Regions from separate parts of the Homo sapiens genome. Here region 1 is linked to region 2. Evidence: chromatin loops called from intact Hi-C (ENCODE). Cell type or tissue: heart right ventricle. All regions are shown on one strand.

The links. A loop is a pair of places that touch in the nucleus more often than their neighbours do. Peaks named below come from ENCODE experiments on the same cell type or tissue, not always from the same donor. Only the 100,000 strongest peaks of a DNase experiment are listed, where the experiment ranks them.
Region 1: a loop joins it to region 2, with 6 times the contacts of the local background. A loop is called at or near these places in 1 of 110 quality-filtered maps.

What each region holds. Positions count from the first base shown.
Region 1 is chr4:183,164,447-183,172,446 of GRCh38, forward strand. All of the region lies in intron 1 of WWC2 (WW and C2 domain containing 2), which reads left to right. Among named protein-coding and RNA genes, the nearest start is that of WWC2, 69 kb to the left of the region's middle. In heart right ventricle, no CTCF peak of the experiment used is centred here; no DNase peak of the experiment used is centred here; H3K4me3 peaks cover 315 bases; H3K27ac peaks cover 2,065 bases.
Region 2 is chr4:182,952,549-182,960,548 of GRCh38, forward strand. No RefSeq gene overlaps it. Among named protein-coding and RNA genes, the nearest start is that of DCTD, 39 kb to the left of the region's middle. In heart right ventricle, no CTCF peak of the experiment used is centred here; no DNase peak of the experiment used is centred here.

The DNA.
Region 1 (8,000 bases), 210 kb after region 2:
ATTTTAAGTAGTGGCACAGAAAGAAGAGATTAGGAGTTGATCTTCAAAAGGCAGAGAAAATTAGAACTAAGGAATTCCTACCTTTTTTAAAAAAGCTAAAAATAATTTTGGGAAGCTCTTTAGACAGTTCACACTGTTGGAGAAAAACCCTGTGATATGAATGGCTTTGAAACCAGCAGCAGAGAAGTAGGTCCTTTCCTGTGGGTATGGGTCCTGGAATGGATTGGGTTTAGGCCCACTTGGCTCACCTGTTAGGAGGATGCTCCTTGGAGCCAGGCCTTGTGGGTATTCTTGGGCAGCGCTTGACTTCTGAGGACATGGGCACATGTTTTCAAGAGACCAGGCAAATTATAGTTGTCTGGGTACCAATTCCATGTGGCAGCCTCCAGTTAAGTGACATCCACATTCTGGTTACCATAAGGATTTTTAATGACCAATGGTATACTGTAGAAAAGGCACATTTTAGGCATTTAGTAAACTAGAGGTATTGATAACTAATAATAACTAATAGTAATAAGTACTGCTGCAGAGGTACTAATAACTAATAGTAAATGTTAGACTCATTTAAGAGCTGGATTAACAATCATTACCTCTAGCATAACACAAACATTCCTGGGTCTGTGCATTTCACATTCCATTTGTTTCAGAGTCTTGTATTTACTGGGTAAATGCCCATGGGAATTCAAATCATGGTTGGGCAAAGTTGGTTTGAGGGTAGGACAGGGAGTACGGGATTAGAGAGGGTAGAAGAGGTACAAGGGCCTCTTCTGACTTGGAGTGTCAGGGACACATTCATGTCAGGGCTTTGGAAGGGCCTCTTGACTGGGGTTTGGTGTGTGGAGAGTGGAAAGCTGAGTTGGGAAGCCTTCTTCTTTCCTCCTAAATTCCACCCTGATAACAACAGAAAAGCATCTTTGGCCTCTATGACATTAAAATATTTGAGCATTAAGGGTCAGGTGCTAGGCTTGAGAAGCTGTTTAAGCCAGGCTAAATACAACTTTAGTGGAGATGTGCTGAGGAATAGGTACACTGTTTCTTTTAGTAACTAATGTTTAATTTTTAGAGAACACAGCAGGCCTTTTGAAGGCAGTTTAAGGAATGGGTGTGGAAGGGGGTGTGGGGGAAGGAAATCTCAGCAGAATGCTTTTAGATATTTCCTGTTACATAAATGCTACATACTTCTCATGCCTTCAGACTCATAGCAAATAGGACTGAAGCCCGTTGAGGCTTACATTTAATTACTGTTACAAAGAATGTAGAAACTATATAGGTAATCAAAGAACCTTAAAAACTGGCACCAAATGCAACTTTTTCTTTTTCATCCAAATCTTACATTGTGGAATTTGAATGTGGTGTGATGAAATACACTTGGACAAAAAATAAGTGTTTGATTTTTAAAAAATGCTTTTGTTTAATTCATAAGACTTTCTGTCATAGTAAAAGAGTCTGTCTTCAGGTAGACATTCCAGATGACAAAGTGTCTCATTTATGGAGTCCCCAGAGTAGTAACTTGATACATTTATGTAGCAGTGTTTTAATGTGTGCTTGTGATGAAGAGTGCCACACTGATATCATACTGTTAGTATCTACCTGTAATGTAATAAATTGAGATCTTGTGTTAGTAATGAGAACATACAAGTTAAAGCTTTCTACTTCTAATTTTGTCCTACATTCTTTTTTTCTCTCATTTATGTTACTCCCTCCCCCAGATATAGCCAGGTTTATCTGTACTAGTGGCTAAAAGACACAGATACTGAAAGCTTTTTTTTTTCTTCCTTGATTTCAGGGAAATTGATAGAATTGGGTAAGGCATTTGGGGTATTTGTCTGCTGTAGCCCGTGGCATTCAGGGATGAGAATAGCCATCAAACTTGTAAATATTTTCTTTATATAAATGTCATGTCTGTCAAGTTCATTGCAGTGCTCCTGTGTCGGCAGAATGTCTCGATTTCAGAACTGGCTATCCCTTGGCTGCTCATTCTGGACAGTGCTCTTCACTTTTGTGAGCCATAGTGTTTTGTAAGGTGGAGCCTCATTAAATCTATCTCACAGGATATTTTTTGCCTATAAAGGAGTTGGAATACATGAGTGAAGCAGGCCTGAGTTCGTGTATATTTGAAACATGCTTCAGCAGGGCCATGAGAAGTCTTGTTTCAGTTGGTGAACAATCTCAAGTCATTTACTCACTTGTTTTTGAAATTAATTCAACCAATATTTGTTGAATATGTATAATGTGTGTTATTCTGTGTACTCTGAAGTATACAAAGATCAGTGATTACAGCCCTGGACCCTCAGGTGTCTAGAATATATAACTAGAAGGTAGTCAATATCATAAGAAAGGTAAGATCAAATACTTTGGGATCCAGGGTAGTCAAAACCTTATTGGATAAAAAGGTAATCTCTCAGCTCTGTGTCCTGAGAGCTGAAGCTCTCCTAAGTTGAAACAATGCTCTTCTTGAACTATCTCCTCACAAATTGGAAGCACAGAGTTCTGTAGGTCTTGCACCAGAGCTTAGACATGTAGTTAATACCAAGGCACCATGTGGCTGGGCAATATGGTTTCTGTCCCAGCCTGTATGACGTCATATATGGATTTGTCATTTGCACCATGGAAATTTCACATCAGGACAAACCACCATGGTTTGTGAACATGGGACATCTCTGAGGAACACAGAATTTTCATATGGCCACGGAGTGTGGTTCTTCTCTGTGTGAACTCTGGTGTTGATTTTTAAAAGGCATGCACTGATTCGAGAAAACCTAATTTTATATACTGGAGTTAGACATACCTAGGAAATAATTCATCCCATTAGACATTTATTGAGAACCTACCGTATGCTAGACATTGTGGGGATAATGATGACTCAGGTTAGTGAGGGAGAATAAAGCCTTTTATACACATAGCTCGAATACATGCAGAAATGATAAGTGAGAAGAGATACAAGTGAGAAGTGTGGCAGAGATTTAAGGGAGAGAGAGGTTATTTCTGATAGATGTGCATTTGAGTTGGGCTTTGTGTAGAGCTGTCATATCTCCCAGTCTGCTTGGGTCAGCCCCAGTTTACTCCGGATGTCCTGATGTCCCCTCCAATTAACATCTTTCTGGTCAAAATTGTTCCAGTTTGTGTGATAAATTATATGGATGGTCCCCCTAGCTTTGAGAATCAGGTAAGACTTGGCTTAGTGGAGATAGAGAACAGTCTAGGTAAAGATAAATGGCATAAACAAAAAACATGGGTGATGGAACACTTTGGTGCACTTAGAAAAAACATGTTTAGTTTGACTGTAGCTTTGGGAACAGGAAAGGGAATCACTGGAAATGAAGGTTGGGAGGTGAGTTGAGGTCAAATTTTGAGTATCCTGAATGCCAGACTAGATACCTTGATTTTATGTAGTTGGCCATGGAAGTTTGTGATTTTTTTTTTTTTTTGAGATGATGTCTTGCTTTGTCACCAGGCTGGAGTGCAGTGATGTGATCTTGGCTCAGTGCAACCTTTGCCTCCTGGGTTCAAGCGATTCTCCTGCCTCAGCCTCCCGAGTAGCTGGGACTACAGGCGTGCGCCACCATGCCAAGCCAATTTTTTTGTATTTTTAGTAGAGACAGGGTTTCTCCATGTTGGCCAGGATGGTCTCCATCTCCTGACCTCGTGATCTGTCCACCTTGGTCCCAAAGTGCTGGGATTACAGGCATGAGCCACCACGCCCGGCTGACTTTTTTTCTTTTCTTTTCTTTCTTTTTTTTTTTTTTTTAAGATTTAGAAAGATCCTTGTAACTACTGCGAGATACAAAAAAGGGCTCTTTTGGGTAACAGGGATTTAAAACAAAATTCTTAGGACCCATTGCCAATTAAGGATCATTTAGATATTTTTCTAAATTAGTGGGAAAATAAGATATAAATTACTACAGTGTACAGTGAAATGTCACAAAACCTAAAAAAATCATTAAGTTTTAGACCATGAATTGACTTTGGATCTTTGAGTCAAACATTATCATTTTATAGAAGAAGAAAATTGGCAATCAGACAGATTGTTAAATGTCAAAACTCTCCCAGCAAGCTCTTCATAGAGATGGGGTTAGAACCTAGATGCTGTGGTTTCTTGTGCAGCGGGTATTTACCTTTCCTATAGAGCTTTATTTTGGAGACTCCATTATTGACTGTTGTTGGGGCCACATCAATGTCTGCGTCTTGACTGAGCTGTGATGGAACTTATCATTCCGTCCCTGGGTGTCATTGCCATTATATGCACTGGCTGTGGTGGAAATTGTTAAGGATAAAAATGAAAAAATGAGGACAACAGATACCATTCTCATTCAGTGAAATAGGGTTTCAAATTATGGCATGTGAATACAAGAGTTTTAAAAAACTCTTTAAATATGAAATGTCATTTTATGGCATATAGTATTATAATTTTTTTTTTTTGAGACAGAGTTTCACTCTTGTTGCCCAGGCTGGAGTGCAATGGCACGATCTCGGCTCGCCACAACCTCTGCCTCCCGGGGTCAAGTGGTTCTTCTGGCTCAGCCTCCCGAGTAGCTGGTATTACAGGCGTGCACCACCACGCCCGGCTAATTTTCTGTTTTTAGTAGAGATGGGGTTTCTCCATGTTGGTCAGGCTGGTCTTGAACTCCTGACCGCAGATGATCTGCCCGCCTTGGCCTCCCAAAGTGCCAGGATTGCAGGCGTGAACCACCACGCCCAGCCTCTAAAATTTATATGTGCATATTTAAAAAACATTCAGAAGTTGTAAAATCAACAGAATTGATCAGTTAGGTATAAACTTACAAATCATTGGCACATGAAACTTTTAATTTTGCTTAATCATTATTGATGCTCCTTGAAATTTTACGTGTTGCTATAAAGCTGTTAAGAGTTGAGGAAGGACTGACTGACAAGTACGCTTCATGTGTTTTTTACACATTTATCGAAGACTGGAAAACCTGCTAGATGAATTCTAAAAGAGCTGTAACACGGACTCAAAGCTTTTAAAATAATTTTTTTTTTATTTTTTCATAGAAGTGGAGTCTCACCATGTTGCCAAACTATTCTTGAACTCCTGGCCTCAAGTGATTCTCCTGCCACAGCCTCCTACAGTGCTGGGATTACGTGTGTGAGCCACTGCACCTGGCCATGTTTTTCTTAATCATTATGTTTTTTGGGTGGCCATCAGAGAGACCCTGTAAAAAATATGATTTTGGAATGACCATGGGATACCTAAATAATAGGGTGAATATATTTATGCATATAAGCCTAATTTGTTTATATAATATAGTATATATGTTAAAGGAAGCAAGTAATTTTGGAGATTTAAGACTGTGCATAAAGAAGCATTAAAGTGCTACAAGTTCCCCTCAAACCAGTGAATCACTAAATTTCTAATAATTATATTATCAAGTAAATATTCATGTAAAATTATGTTTTCATTGCAGGAACACTTTTGAAAACCCGATTTCTAGCTAGCTTTAATATAAGCAATTAGGTAGACTTTTACCTAAGTAGAGAAGCTGCTGTAAATCACTACTTTCTCATGGATACTAATTTGAGCTTCAAAAGAACAGTATCATTCAAAGGATGCTTTTATTTGGAAAGTAGGTTTTCAAGTTACTTGAAGGATAGTTGGTTTGTTGGAAAAAGTGAACAGAAAGCTATAGCAGAAATAATGCTGAGAGGATTAGTATTCCAGATGCTTATTAACTTAAAAAGACACGAACATTAGATTAACAGTTATTGTGCCGTTGGCCAGAGAATGATTTCCACTGTAGAAAATAGCGGGTCATGCTTGATCCATTATCTGTCTTAAAACAGATTCAGGAGGCAGACACCTAGAGTCACAATGGGGGACCAGCTAACCAGTTCAGCCTCACTGAGGCTCGAAGTGTATAAACTAAAACATTCCATAGCCTTGCACAAACATGCTCTTCAGACACCTGACAACAGTTTCAGGGGCTTCCTTGGACAAACTTTCCAGCTCTCAAGTTCTGGAGTCAGTCATTAGGATGCCTGTGGGGTACGTGGACGGTGGGTGGGGTAAAGAGGAAAGCACTTTCGAGGAGAGCAGGCTTGGGAACATGTATTGCAAAGGGTTGGCACAGGGAGAGGTAAAAGTCCTGAAGGTGAAACCTGGGGAGCCTGGGATGCTGAGATGCACTTTTGTGACATGATTTTGCATTTCTGTTGATTTTCATACTATTTATTGAGAGCACGGTAGAAATAACAGGGAAGAGAAATAAATAGTCATCATGTTGTGATTTATTTATTTATATTTTTTTAAAGTGACAGGGTCTCGCTCTGCCAGCCAGACTGGAGTGCAGTAGCATGGTCATAGCTTACTATAACCTTGAACTCCTCAAGTGATCCTTTTGCCTCAGCCTCCTGAGTAGCTGGGACTACACTAGCTAATTAATTTTTTTTTTTTTTTTTAATAGAGAGTCTCGCTATATTTCCTAGACTGGTCTTGAACTCTGAGCTTCAAGTGATCCTCCTGCCTCAGTCTCCTATTATGACATTTAGAAAAAGTAATTTCTTCAAATCAATTTGGTTTTCCACTTTGTAAAATGAAGAGAGAATGTAACTGATGAGAGCTTACAGTGACATCCATTATTTCAGATGCAACCATAAGGAAGCTTTTCTAATCAAAGGCCTTCATTTCTTCTTTGTACTGTTTACAGGGTTCTTAACACAAACTGCCTTAGATTATAAACATTTCTGCATGTGCCTTATCTTTCCAATTAGACTCAGTCTTTCCAATTAGCCTCATTGAGAGCAGGGTCAAGGGTTAAAAATAAAAGTGAAAACATTTATGTTGTGCTTTAACTCTTTATAGAATACTTTTCATATATATTATTTGGTGTCTTTTAACAATATATTGACTGGGATTTCCAAATGAAAACTGGAAGAACAAGGTATAATATTTATGTTTTAAAATTTGATTTAAGATTCACTAGAGTTTAGTTATACTAAAAGTGTATATTGGTAATATCTTCATATTTTTATATTATGTATTTTGGAGTACTGAAAAATATACTTTACATAATCTCTGAGCAAATGTAACTAAAGTTTTATGAGATTTCTTTAGAGGTAAATTTGAAATCAGTAAATAAACATGGTAGGGAAACTTTTCTGACTTTTAAAATTAAAATTGGAAACTTAGTGGGAGATTTTAAAACTTTACGTTAATCAAAGTTATATCTGTAAATGATTAACAAACACTCAAATGGTTCCCAAAGCAAAGACAGGCATCCTGTGACCCACTACTCTCCCCCACACTTGATTCACTGTCTCTACAGTCGACCACATTTACATATTTAAAAGTTTCTTTTGGTATTTGCCGCTGTGTTTTTAAATAACTTTATCTATCTATCTTGACTTCTTAGCTTTGGATTTTGAGAACTGACTTCCCGCCCTGGTTGAGGATTCAGCTTTCTTACTGTGCCTTCCTCATGCACATGTGCCTCCCTCCCCTCATCCTCTTGGTGTTTTCTATCACCTTGTAAAGAAATCAGTAGTCTGTGTGTACATTTTTATGACTATGTAAATATTATTCATGGATGACCTATCTGGTGTACTATGATTGCATTTCCTTTTGTTTTCTCTGTAGTTAATAATCATCTCTTTTTTCCATTGGCTTACTTCTCTATATTCCTATTACCAATTTGTGGCCAGAATTATAAATCTCCTTTCAGTACATTCCAACACACTGTGTATTCTGTTGGTTTGGAACCTCCTGCACCTTCTGTTCTTAATTTCAAGTTTGTCCTGGTTAATCATTGTAACTGCTGCACACTGTCATCCTATGGCCTCCATTTACTGTCATCTTGTAGGTTTCATTTGTCATTTTCCTGTGTTGGGTGCTCATTTGCTGGATATCATGTCTTCCAGTTTTCTTGGTTTATTCTCTGTTTTGGTGGAGTAGCGTTGGAAAGGGAGCATAGATTTGTTGAGGCTTTGCATCTCCACAGATGCCATTATTCTGCTCTCATATGTGATTAATATTTTAGCTAGGG
Region 2 (8,000 bases):
CCACAGGGGCCTAAGTAGAGGGCTAATACACAATGGCATTCCTAGGAGCTGGGTGCGTGTGCAACCAATAGGGTATTGCTTGACATATGCAATCAAAGGCATCAAGAATGGATGATGAAGGCTGGGCGTGGTGGCTCACACCTGTAATCCCAGCACTTTGGGAGGCCAAGGTGGGTGGATTACCTGACGTCAGGAGTTCAAGACCAGCCTGACCAACATGGTGAAACCCCGTTTCTAGTAAAAATACAAAAAAATTAACTGAGTATGGTGGCGGCCACCTGTAATCCCAGCAATTCGGGAGGCTGAGGGAGGAGAATTCTTTGAACCCGGGAGGCAGAGGTTATGGTGAGCCAAGATCGCGCCACTGCACTCCAGCCTGGGTGACAGAGCGAGACTCTGCCTCAAAAAAAAAAAAAAAAAAGAATGGCTGATGAAAAAGTAGAGGTCAGCTGAGCGAACAATGCCAGTGTCATCATGCCCCCTCATTAGTAGGACCATATGTAGACAATGTGAAAAAATGGGGTTCTAGCCTAGGCCCACTTACAGTGGGGCTCCCTCACACTCATTTGGTGGTCATCATCCTGGTTCCAGAATCCATGACCTGGGTGGGCACACTGAGCCACTAGCAATATCCCCACTTGACTCTGTGACTTGTGAAGTAAGAGGAGTAGTATCCTACTTATAGCAGGCGGTGGCCAATCAGAAACAACAGCACAACATAACAGGTGGAATGGCAGAGATTAAGACAATCTTCGGAGACTTTAAAGGATACAAGGGTGGTGGTCTTCATTACATCCCCATTTTTTTTTTTTGAGACAAGGTCTAGCTCTGTTGCCCAGGCTGGAGTGCAGTGGCACAATCTTGGCTCACTGCAGCTTTGACCTCCCAGGCTCAAGCGATCCTCCCACCTTTGCCTCCTGAGTAGCTGGGACCACAGGTGCGCACCCCCATGCCCAGCTAATTTTTGTATTGTTTTTTGGTAGAAACAGGGTTTTGCTGTGGTGCCCAGGCTGGTCTTGAACTCCTGGGCTCAAGTGATCCACCCACCTTGGCCTCCCAAAGTGCTGGAATTACAGGAATGAGCCACCACGCCTGGCCTATATCCCCATTTTATTACCAGTCTAGCCCCTGTAAAAACCAGATGGCTCATGACAGATGACAGTAGACTTCTACAAATATAATTAGGTGATAGCCCCAATGGAAGCTGTTAATCCAGAAGTGTCTTCTCTAGAACAGACGATCACTGTCTTTGCAAATGTGTTCTTTTCTCACACCCATCAGGAAGTAGGATCAGAAGCAGACTGCAGTCACTTTAGATGGACAACAGTGAACATTTATGGCCCTGTCTCAGGGCTACGTTACTTCTGAAAATACAGTCAGAAGAGTTCTGCTGTTACATAGAACAGCCCACTGGTCTACTTTATTGATGTCATTGTGTTCATCAGACCTGATAAGCTGGAAGTGATAAATATCCTAGACACCCTGGTAGGACACACGTGCTCCAGGGGACGAGAGAGAGACTAGAAAGATTCAGGTGCCTCACACAATGCTGCAGTTATTAGGAGTCCAGTCATCTGGGGCGTGTTGCAATATCCCCTCCAAGGTAAAAAACAAGTTATTTCGCCTTATATCTTGGCCCATGCAGAAAAAAGTGCAATATTTAGTAAGCCTCTTTGGTTTGGGAAGCAGCATACTCCATGCTTGGGATCATCTCTATGACCAACTTATTGGCTGGCTCAGTGCTGCTGGTTTTGGCTGGGGTCCAGAACAAGAGAGCGCTCTGAAGCAGATTCAGCCTAGGAGGCAAACAGGACTGCTGCTTGGGCCTCATGTCCTGGAAGATCCCTTGGTTCTGGAAGTATCTACAGTAGACAAAGACGTTACATGAAGTCTCTGGAAATTCCCTGTAGAAGCGATACAGCACAGAACCCTAGAATCCTGGAGCAAGGCCATGTCATCTGCCAGATGAAAGTATACACCATTCGAAAAGCAGCACCTTTCATGCTAGGGGACCCTGACCCTGGTGAAAACTGAGTGTCTCACATGGGACATCAAGTGATGCTGACACCAGAACTGCCTCTTAGGAGCCAGCAAACCACCAGACATACTGTTGGTGATTCCAGCAGGATTCCACCGTATGATGGGAGGGAGCAGTGTGTTTGAGATCAGGCTTGAGCTAGTACAGAGGCCACAAGTGAGCTGTCAAACCCAGCCACCCAGACCCAATGCTACCTAACCCTCCTGCGCTATACTGAACAGCATCCCCCAAATTCATGTCTACATCAACCTCCGACTGTGACTTTATTTGGAAATAGGGTCTTTGCAGACATAATTAGTTAAGATTGGGTCATACTAGATTAGGGTGGCCCTAAATCCAATGAATGGTGTCCTTACAAGAAGGCCATGTGGGGGCCAGGCACAGTGGCTTACACCTGTAATCCCAGCACTTTGGGAGGCCGAGGTGGGTGGATCACTTGAGGCCAGGAATTGGAGACCAGCCTGGCCAACACAGCGAAACCCCATCTCTACTAAAAGTACAAACATTAGCCTGGCGTGGTGGTGCAGGCCTGTAATCCCAGCTACTTGGGAGGCTGAAGCACAAGAATTGCTTGAACCCAGAAGGCGGAGGTTGCAGTGAGCCGAGATCGTGCCACTGCGCTCCAGCGTGGGTGACAGAGCAAGACCCTGTCTCAAAAAAAAAAAAAAAAAAAAAAAAAAGAAGAAGAAGAAGAGAAAGGCCACGTAGAGAAGGAGGTAGAAATGGGAGTTACGCTGCCACAAGACACATGAAGACCCCAGAAACTAGAGGAAGCACAGCATTCTCTTCTAGAGCCTTTGGAGGGACTTTTGCCCTGTTGTCACCTTAATTTCAGACTTTCAGCCTCTAGATCTGTGAGATAATAAATTTCTATTGTTTTAAGCCATCCAGTTTGTGGCACATTTTATGAGAGCTCTAAGAAAAGAATATGTGCACCATCATCCCTCCCTCATCTCACACTGATGGCCAGAGGACAGAGAGAAAAAATGGCCTGGCTCAAAGATGAGTCAGTGGAGTATGTTGATCCCAGCTAAAAATAGGCTACTGCTACTTGACAGATCTACCCGAAGGTGGCCCTGAAAGATGGTGATGAGGAAAAAGTCCTCCCACTGGGCCAAGCACTGGACACAGCACCTAGTGATACCTTTGTATCGAGAAGAACATGGTTCAAGGTCAGTGTACACATGGAATCTTAGGCATAAGCTTTTGGGTTGTGGACTCTCAGAATGGCTTTTGCTGGTTTGTTAAGGACATGGAAGGAATAAGTTTGAAAAATGGGAACCAGGAAGTCTAGGGAAGAGACATACATATGGATAGACCTGGGGAAGAGGACACAAACTATGAAGATCTTTGCATTGCATGGCAGAAGAGGCATTCAGCAAGGAGGCAGAAAGTATGGCACAGCCAACTGATGCTAGCCAGCCTCTTCCCTTGCCACCCCAACACCTGCTAAAACGCCCATGAATGGAGCAGCCCCTATGGCACAGATGGAGGCTCTGGATGGAATGTGTTTCCTCTTTCTGCGACAATTTTCTTCCTGGTATCTATATGCTTGGCTAACTCTCTCTCTCCTGGACAAATACCCCTTCTCAGTGAGACACAGCTGCAAAGGCACATTGATCTGGGAAGCTAGAGAAGCTTCAGTTTTGGGGTACATAATTCCCACAGGCCCTGTGTGTGCTAGAAGTTGCTCATAGTTGTACAACATGGATAGGTGAGGCCAGTTTATGATTAGAAAGCATTTCTATGTCAGTATTCCTGGGAAATTGCCTAATCAGAACATAGGGACCTGTAATGCCATTGTTACAGTAATTACTTGCAATCTTTTCTAATTCTAAATACATATTCAAAACTCTGATTTCCCTTCAGCTGGTATAAATCTTTCACCTATTGTCAAATATTAACTTTAGGGACTAATTTTGTGCTCCAAGTTTGTGTTGTTTTTTTTTTTTTTTTTTTTTTTGAGACAGAGTCCTGCTCTGTCGCCCAGGCTGGAGTTCGGTGGCGCGATCTCGGCTCACTGCAAGCTCCGCCTCCTGGGTTCACGCCATTCTCCTGCCTCAGCCTCCCGAGTAGCTGGGACCACAGGTGCCCGCCACCACACCTGGCTAATTTTTTGTATTTTTAGTAGAGACAGGGCTTCACCGTGTTAGCCAGGATGGTCTCGATCTCCTGACCTCGTGATCCACCCGCCTCGGCCTCCCAAAGTGCTGGGATTACAGGCGTGAGCCACCGCGCCCGGCCCCAGGTTTGTGTTTTTTAAGGAGGAGGGCCCTTCAAATTGTATAAGCTTTGGGTCCCACAAAACCTGGCTGCTCCTGCCTGTCGCAGTTACTTCATGGAACACTATTCCTGCCCCATCCCTGCATCTTGGCACCCGATATCACTTACTCTGCTTCAATTTTTTTTTCTTTTTCATTGCACTCATCGCCTTCTAACATACTATCTGTTTATTTCTGCTTGTTGCTCATTATCTGATTCCCACCATTAAAATGTAAGCTCCAAGGAGCAGGCATCTTAGTGTTGGCTGATGGAAAAACCAAATTTTATCAAAATATTTTAAGAGGTTTATTCTGAGCCATTAGGAGTGATCATGGTCCGGGGCTACACAATCCCAAGAGTTCCTGAGAAAGTGTGCCCGAGGTAGTCAGGTTACAGTTTGCTTTTATACATTTCTGGGAGACAGGAATTGCAGACAATATCATAAATCTATACACAGAAGGGATACATTGGTTCAGTCCAAAATGGCGAGACATTCCGAAATAGGGGCTTACAAGCCATAGGTGGGTTTTAGGGATTCTTTTGTTGACAATTGGTTGAGAGATTTAAGCTTTGCCTAAAGACTTGGAAAGGAATGCCTGAGTTAAGATAAGGAGGTCTGCTCCTGTCCTGTGATGCTATACCAGAATTAGGTTGGAAAGTAAGCCACATTACACCAGGTTAACTTTTTAAAATCCATTTAGCTGGGACTACAGGCATGTGCCCCTTGCCTGGCTGGTTTTTGTATTTTTAGTAGAGATGGAGTTTGGCCATGTTGGCCAGGTTGGTCTCAGACTCCTGGCCTCAAGTGATTCACTCACCTTGGCCTCCAAAAATGCTGAGATTACAGGTATGAGCCACCACACCTGTCCAAGCCTAGAGTTTTCAATACATCAGTTGGGTGCTGGGTTTTAGGATAATTTGGAACTTAAGCAACCTCATTCGGAAAGATAGATTTCTGTATTTAATAGTAAACATGAATTTGAAATACAGATTTTTCCATAGGGAAGAAAGTTCTTTTTAAGAAAAACAAATCTGTTTAACAAGAGTTTATGGTTTATGGGGTTTAACTCCCCAGGCCCCTTATATAGGAATTTGGACAGGAGAAAAAAGATCAGAGTTCAGTCCTCAGGGTTATTTATAGATTCCCTGTGCCTAGTAGAGTGTGTGCTTATACTGGGTACCCAATAAGTATGAGTAGATGAGGAGAAAGAAGGGAAGGAGGGGGTGATGGGGGAAGGAAGAGAGAAAGAAAAGGAAGAAAGCAAGAGCAGATGGAATGATGGTGCTCGGGACCCACTATCCCAAAATATGACTAGAGGAGACCAGAATATGCCACCCCAAAATACACCTCTTTGGCACATTGATTATTTTGAGCTGGTTATTTTGAGAAACTGCAGACATAAGTTCAACTCTGAAAAGTTGTTCTTCTGTAAAATTAATTTACATCTATAAAGGACCTCTTTCCACCTGGTGGGATGCTCCCTCTCTGCACCAGGAAGGAAAGGATGGTTAGATCTCCAGACACTCTTGAGCAGTGGTGAAGGCATCACCTGAAATCTGCGTAACAAGCCTTGTCTTTATTTAAGGAGCTTTTCTTGGCCATCTCTTTGTTTCAGACAAGGGACAGCATTTAAGTCCGAAGTTTAGACTCCTTCTTGGAGAGCTAGTCTAGAGATTCACTTCTCTGTTTTTTTCCCACTGTATACATGAGGTACACATGTTAATAAACCTCTATTCATTTTTATCTTGCTAATCTGTCTTTTGTTACAGGAACTATGAACTAAGCACTGTAGTTCAGAACTATAAAGGGTAGAGAGAAAATTCTTTTCCTCCCTTCTGGAGGACACAATTAAGAGCCATAGCAGCCAGAAATGCCAGCCAGAGCTGATAGGACTCAAAGCGAGGGGTGTCTATTGGCCCTGGTCAGCCAAAATAATAGACCACAAATTCATGAGCCACAAGTGTCACCAGTGAGTGCCATCTGTGCACAGGGAGCAGGTAACTAGAGACATCAACAATGAGGCAAGCAATCATCCAGAAGGCAGCACAAGGAGCTGGGCTTGGGGACCTGAGGCCCCCATCTCCTCACCACCCTGAGACGGCCCTCACTAAGCATCTATATCCAAACACTGTCTTAGGGAAGAGAAGGGAAAGGGGAAAACCTTGGAACACCCGAACATTTACCTGGACTAGAGTATTCAAACCAGAAGAGATAGCTTTACTTGGCAAGCCGTTTCTCCTCCTCCCACAAGCATCCTACATACACAGACTGGAAGTTTGAGAACAAGATTATATCAATAATAGAAAATAAACCATGTGTTCTTTGGGCTTCTGAGTAGTAGTAGATTGCCTTTTAAGGACTAAGTAAAACTAATGATAGTGTTAAAGAAAAATTATCCAATGATGCCTCTTAAAGTGCCATAAGGCAGACTTTATTCAGGACCATTGTGATCGTCTTGGGACCGCTACAATGGAGTCTTGCTATGGTGGGGAGAAATTGGCCTCGACTCTGAACATAGCGTGGGCAAGTGAACTTTTGGCCAAGGAATGGTGGGGGGTGGTCAGTGGATAGAAAATTACTAAGAGGAAATGTCAGGGTAAGGGGGATTCTGGCTAACCTGACCTAATAGGATTCTTGCAGAAGGCAAGCCAGGGCAATCAGACATCATCTGGGGGCTGATGGAGGATGAGGAACCCGATCAGATATCAAGGATGATCAGATACGGAGGGTGGGAGGTTTTGGCTAACTTTACTTAGAAGGGCTCTTTTTCTAAAACTGGATTTTACAAGGAAGTACACAGATGGGCCTAGGAAAAGGCTCTTGAGCAAAGCTTGGCCAAGCCCAGAATCTTTGTGAACAGAGGAACACAGAATAACTGGTGGTATTTCAGTATGTTTTATTCTAAAAGGTCTGAGAGCATCCACCAAAAGGAGGTGTGCCGTCAATATTGTGGACTATTTTATAACATGTCTTTTTTTGTATTTTTACTTGCATGTTGCTTACTTTTGACTAATGACAACATCTACAAAATAAGAGACACCTGGCGATTTTTATTGTGCATGTGTTTACAAAATCTTGCTTCAAATGAATTATATCATTTATAGCACTTTGTCATGCAATCTTATGGCATGCAGCTTCTGCTGTATTAAAAATTAGATTAAATTAATTGGACTTTTAAAACATTTGTTAAACAAAGTAATGAAGTATAAATAAGAATCCCTAATAAATATCTAATTTATACTCCAGGCCCAGGTTCGGGAATACATATTGTGTAGGCACAGACACAGACACACACACACACACACACACACTCTCTCTCACACACACACACACACTCTCTCTCACACACACTCTCACACACACACGCACACACTCTCACACACACTCTCACACACTCTCTCACACACTCTCACACGCACACACTCTCACACACACACTCTCACACACTCTCATACGCACACTCTGTCACACTCACACACTCTCACACACTCTCACACTCTCTCTCACACGCACACACACTCACACACTCCCTCACACGCACACACTCTCACACGTGCACACGCTCTGTCACACACTCTCTCACACTCACACACACTCACACTCTCACACACTCTCACACATTCACACACACTCACTCTCTCACACACTCACACGCACACACTCTCTCACACACTCACACGCACACACGCTCTCTGTCAC